Linked DNA regions of Homo sapiens: region 1 is linked to region 2. A link is a loop called in an ENCODE intact Hi-C map of the cell type or tissue named here. Cell type or tissue: PC-9. All regions are shown on one strand. Links, peaks and the distances in the headings refer to the core of each region. The heading gives the core; the rest is flanking DNA. Region 1 overlaps KCNMA1 (potassium calcium-activated channel subfamily M alpha 1). Region 2 overlaps KCNMA1 (potassium calcium-activated channel subfamily M alpha 1).

Region 1 (2,912 bases), core at 211-2,710, 180 kb after region 2:
CTTTCCAAAACCTTTTTCTCATAAGCCCATGAGCCAGAATGGCTTTCCAGAACCTCATTTTTATCAAAAATAGAAACCAATCTGACCACGCACACTTTATATCAGAGTGAAATGGAACATCCCAAACTTTTATCAACATGCATTTTCTGTTCCCGGTATATAATAAAGGGTCCCAATGTTTATCTAACATTTTTCTGAAATCAGTATGTAACACTCTCCACTTCTGAATCTGATGGGGCACCAGTCAGTTTCATAGTCATCACTGGAGAGACTCTGTGCCAGATTTTGTCTTCAGTTGTAACACAGGATCACATGGTCACTCTACTGAGCTATTCCCACCCACACTCTTGGTTCTAGGGATGATGAAGGGAAAAACAAAATGGTTCTAGCACCTGGATGCAGACCGTTGCATGTTCGACGTCCTTTTCTTGTGCTCCATATGAAACATGTCCCAGATCCTTCACGAGCAACCCTCCACTGTTCAGTTTCATAGGAGCGCAGAAAACAAGTCCAGTTTCAAGTAGGTAGTAATTTCTGTTTCATTTCATGAACAAAATAGAGATGCAGCAATAAATTACATGATTTGAGCCCTCATTAGTAGACAGTAAATGTCACTGTTTATTAAAAAGCTAATAATCCATTCAATTTTTTAAATTAAGCAATAAGACTCTAATATAATAAATTTGAATAATTAAGCCTAATATTAATGGAGTGAAAACATGAGGGAAGAAAGAAGTTCTAAAATCTTTATTTTTCCCTCCACATAAAACATGTTAATAATGATCCCACAGGTGAAAGAAGTTTCTATGTGCATACCAGTGGAGTACTTATTTGTCAAAGCAAGAACTCACACGTATGCTTAGATGGCTGGAAATCTCTAGGGAAGTACAGAGAACTCTCCTAACTCAGCCCTCACTATTGACTCCTAGCTCTATTTTTACCTGATCTGTTTTTATTGCTGGACTCCACTCTCTTTCCATTACATACAGCCTAAGAATTTTCTACTCCAGCTAGAAAGAGCTCTGACTAGGACACAAGTTTACAACCAGGATGGTTGGTCTGTACGTGCTGTCTTCTCCCTGCTCAATAAAAGGAGAGCATCCTTGTGTTAGAAATAGCTTGGTATCTGCGGCCATACCACCCTGGACACACCTGATCTTGTCTGATCTTGGCAGCTAAGCAGGGTCTGGCCCAGTTAATACTTGGATGGAAGAAACAACTTTGCACAACAGTTCTAAACAAAGCACAGTTTGAACTTATTCTTCCTGCCACACAGCCTTCCCACCACGTGAGGCCGTAGCATCATCTCTGCTTGGAAACTCTACACCAAGATTGCACCATCACGCCCTGAAGAAGGCAAGAAGCCTTTTCTCAGGCCACTGAATATAGGCTTATGTAAACAGGCAGTATAACTCAGTAGGCGGAGATGAAACATTTGCACTTCTCTCCAAGCATTATAATGAGAAAGCAAAACTCTTTATACAAGCTAAACCCTTTTCTACATTCTTAAGTGTCCAAACAAACTTTTCCCCAGCAGCCTGCACTTCTATGGCTTTGCATTATTGGGATAAGCCAAGAGGGAGGGAACAGGAGCCTTTCCTCCTAAGCTCAGAGAGATCAAAGAAAACAAAGCTAGAGAGTGTGAGGGATTCTGCTTGGTGAGCATTTCTCAGCAGAGTGGACTTTCTGTGTCTGGGCTGCGGGCCCCTGAGTGTCCGGTGCTCTGAGGACACCTTCAGTGGAATCTGTGGAAGGTACACATCAGATCTGCTCCCAGTAATAATGCCCTGCTTTGCAGAGGCTGTTTTGCTTTCCCAGGTGCTTTCATGTCTTTTATTGATCAACAAGCAAACACTTACTGAGCGCCTATCAGATGCAGGGCCCCAGGTGGAGTTATCTCACCGACAGATCATCTCACGGCCCCAGTCTTCAGATATATGTGCCACTCTGAAAAGAAAATAAGGCCCAGATCTGCCTTCAAGATGTTTATAGTTTATTTGGAGACATAAGCAGAGTCCCACAGAAAGAGAAATAATACTGCAAAGCACTCTATTTTAAGTTAGTCTTCCTCAAACTTTGATCATAATCACAACCACATTAGGAGCTTATTAAAAGTCAAAGGGGCCTGGATCACATCTTTGGAGATTCTAATTCCATGGGAATGAAGCCTGGGTCCCTGTATTTTTAACAAGCAGCCACAAAGATTAAAAATTTAAAACCTAAGACAGTGCCTAAGTGGCAAATGAGACAGTCACTCCTGTTGGCCGAGGTCAAAGGACTCCAGCAAGGTCAGACATAAAAGAGACCTGCAAGGGCAGACAGGAGGCTGAGAGCAGAAAGGCAGAAAGGGGCAAGGTAGGAAGTTAGGAGGGAGAGGGGGATAGGGTCCCAAGAACAAGTGCAATATTCATGTAGGGGACAGAATGCAGAAAATTCTGGATGTAGGAGAAGGCTGCCCTAGAGGATTGAGAGATCAAGACAGACAGGTAGGTCTGGAGTCCAGGGCCGTGGGACTGCAGTCTGGGCCCTGATATTTTATCATATCAAAGTAAGGAGGATCATGAATGACAGGTGTTTACTTTAGCCTGGAGGCAAAGGGTGCCTCAGGAATGGCAGGGCCATGAGAGCAGAGAATTTTAGACAGAGGTCCCGTGCTAGGCCTGGATTGAAACCATCAGGAAGACCGGAAGCTGGGCCCAAGGTTCTAGTAAGATATTTTAATATCCTGTTCTACCCTCACCACAGATCAACGAACTCAGCAAGATAGATAATATTATCTTCTTTCTGTAGAGAGAAAACTGGAGCACAAAGTGGCCAAACAGCAAGAGGAAACCTGGGGAAGCCAGAACAGCCATGTGGCTGGCGCTCATCTTTGACAAATCAATCCACTGCATTTCAAGCCTATTCAACAT
Region 2 (2,912 bases), core at 297-2,796:
ACAGCTGCCTCTCAGTGGCAACAGTGACATCTAATTTCAGTGCCCACATCAGAAGGTGGGGAGGAATTCAGGGCAAGGGTGCAGGCACAGGAGGCAGGGAACACCAGAGAGAAGAGTGGCCACAGTCCCCTCCCGACACCCACCCTACCAGGCAACCTCTCACGGGGCTGTGCCCAGCCTTACACCCTCACCCCTTTCTATGCCTTCTCCCCATTCCCTTTAGTGGTGTTCCCCACGATGACTTTTTGTTGACATGGCCGCAGAGGGGCTCACCCTTCCTATGTCACCTGGGGCCAAGGGCCTGACTGCACCCCATCACCTGGTGCTCAAGATACAAACCTCATCTGATGCGTTTGGGCATTTCCCGCTGAATCACAAGATCAAAGACCAAAGCTTGAGAAGGGACCTTAGCAATTCCTGAGGATCCCCACCACCACCCAACTACCACACACACAGTGTACAGATGAGAAAACTGAGGCCCAGAGGGAAAGCCACAAGCTCAGGGCCACCCAGCCCAGCCAGGTGACCACCGGGCCAGGAAGCAAGCCCCAGTTGCTCTGTTTCCCTTATCTCTTGTTGCCTCCCCGATAAGACAATTGCTCCAAATCTAGCCCAAGTGACAGTCACTCTGCTGCCCCAGCCTGGAACCTGGAGTTCAGGGTGTTCCTAGGACTGGCAGAAGGCTCCACCTAGCCTGGTACTGGGTTCAGGTGTGAGGGTCACGACAAGGGCTAATCCTGCTTGTCTTCAAAGGGCCCAGCCTTCCCCAGCCACGACAGCTGCTCTGGTCTAGCACAGGAGAGCAAGCTTGTGCTAATCCTAGGACCCCACAGCCCCATCCCTCAGATTTGGCTGTCTCCGTCTCTCATCCTTGCTGAATTAGACCCAGTATACTGGGACTCTCAGGTCTGTGGTGTGGCAGGAAGAACTATGAAAATCAAAAGATACTCTGGACCAAGTCCAACTTTTCTGGGTGGCCTCCAGCAAGTCATGTCATTCCTCAAACCCTCCATATTCTCTTCTATGAACAGGGATGAGTCCTGCCTTGTCACCCTGCCTGATTCTTGCAGGAGCCCTAATCTGGTAACAGAGCATTGCCTTTCTGAAAGCAACTGCTTTACAAACGGCAGGCAAGTGGAGTCACTGTCCTCTGGTTCTGGGCAGGAAGCAGGGCTGCTCTGGAGAAAGAAGTCCTGTGCCACAAAGCCAGAGCCCTCACAGAACGCAGGGCTCAACACTCAGATTCCTACCCAGCTGCAACTTGCAGGGCAGGTCCCCCGTTGTCACCCTGCACCCTAACAGGATGTCAAATTGCCAAGTCTCAGCAGGTGACCTGTCATGCTGGGCACACCCTCCCTGACAGGGTGAGCTGCTGCCACACCTGCTCTCACCCGGTTGGACTCTCTCACCCCCAGGCACACTCCTGACACCTGTCAAGCTGAACCAGGCACCAAGGTCACTGCAGGCACCACACCTGCTGGATGACTGCCTCAGGCATGAGAAGCTGGCTGGGCCCGCCTTGAGGGGATCCCAGGGCCCCTCCCTGCTGCCTGCCTAGAGCCAAGCCTTGAAGCTCCAAGTCTGCCTCGGGTTTAACTACGTGTCAGTTCTTTGGACACTGGTTCCTCATCCAGGATCTGGGAAGTTGTTTAGGCAAAGGCCATCTGGGAAGAAAAATACTTTTCAAAAATGTAACTGAAATCATGTCACTGTTGTACCCAACACCCTCCTATGGCTTCTTGGCCCATTCAGAGGACAAGTGAAGTCTTCACACCCAATCAGCCCCACTCGTGCCTGTCATCCTGCGAGTCTGCCGCTCACTAGCTCCACTTCAGATGCAATGGCCTCCTCATGCTGCCAGGACATTCCAGACCCAGTCCCGTCTCGGGGCTGTCTGCACTGGCCTCTGCCTCTGCTCCAGAGATCCCCGTGGCTGCACCCTCATTTCTCTCGAGCTTTGGTTCACATCCTCACTTTGTCCATGAGCTCTCCACCTCATCCCGACCTCTCCCTGTCTGTGCTGTCTTCTCCGGAGTGTGTCTGCCACCTGCTTCCTTTACTTCATCATTGTGTGCTGTCTGCAAGCTGCATGAGGGAAAGAGTTTTTGTCTGTTTCTTTTTGTTTTGTTTGTTTTGTTTTAGACAGAGTCTTTCTCTGTCACCCAGGCTGGAGTGCAGTGGCGTGATCTCGGCTCACTGCAACCTCTGCCTCCTGGGTTCAAGCGATTCTCCTGTCTCAGCCTCCTGAGTGCTAGGAGTATAGGCATGTGCCACCACACCTGTTTAGTTTTTGCATTTTTAGTAGAGATGGGGGTTTCACCATGTCTGTTTCATTTATGGCTGTATCTTCAATATTGAATCCCTGTGAGCTCAGAGTAAGCACCTGACAAATCTTGGTGGGTGGGAGGGAAGGAAGGAGTGGGGGAAGGAGGAGAGGAGGGAGGAGAGCTACAGCAAATGGAAAGTCAGTTCTTACCATGCACAATCTAGAATAGATATTACTAGTAAATAGTACTACTAACAATAATTATACTATCGACTACTGTTTTTTAGCATGATCATAGTAACTCTATGACGTTGGTACTAATGTCCTCCATTGACAGATGAGAGGTTAAGTAGCTGGCCCAGGAAGACACAGTGTGAATTTAAATCCAGCTGTCTGATGCCAAAAAGGGACACGTACCCATCCTGCTGTCCTCCCGGGAACAGTGTGAGCAGCAGACGGGAGAATGCATGTGCAAGGATTATTGGCTGCTGCAAAGTGCCCACGAAAGGTTTATTAACATGAAGAGCACTCAATTCATGCCACTTCTGGGTACTGCTTGTACCATCACGACCCTTCTTCCAGGGCCCTGTGCCTATGGAGGGCAGTTCCATCAAGGACAGAGAAACACAGTTCCTTTCTCTGCCAA

Evidence for each region. Hi-C counts contacts between places; a loop is a spot of excess contacts. Peaks named below come from ENCODE experiments on the same cell type or tissue, not always from the same donor. Only the 100,000 strongest peaks of a DNase experiment are listed, where the experiment ranks them.
Region 1: it touches region 2 in a loop (2.7-fold over the local background); 5 of 110 quality-filtered maps call a loop at or near these places.

Annotation. Positions count from the first base shown.
Region 1 is chr10:77,585,925-77,588,836 of GRCh38, forward strand. The region is part of intron 1 of KCNMA1 (potassium calcium-activated channel subfamily M alpha 1); the gene reads right to left. It also overlaps the pseudogene RNA5SP321. Among named protein-coding and RNA genes, the nearest start is that of KCNMA1, 50 kb to the right of the region's middle. In PC-9, for the core only: no CTCF peak of the experiment used is centred there; DNase peaks (open chromatin) are centred at 1,337 and 2,527; H3K27ac peaks cover 2,486 bases.
Region 2 is chr10:77,408,882-77,411,793 of GRCh38, forward strand. The region is part of intron 1 of KCNMA1 (potassium calcium-activated channel subfamily M alpha 1); the gene reads right to left. Among named protein-coding and RNA genes, the nearest start is that of KCNMA1-AS3, 59 kb to the left of the region's middle. RefSeq lists an enhancer at 1,392-1,891. In PC-9, for the core only: no CTCF peak of the experiment used is centred there; a DNase peak (open chromatin) is centred at 1,370.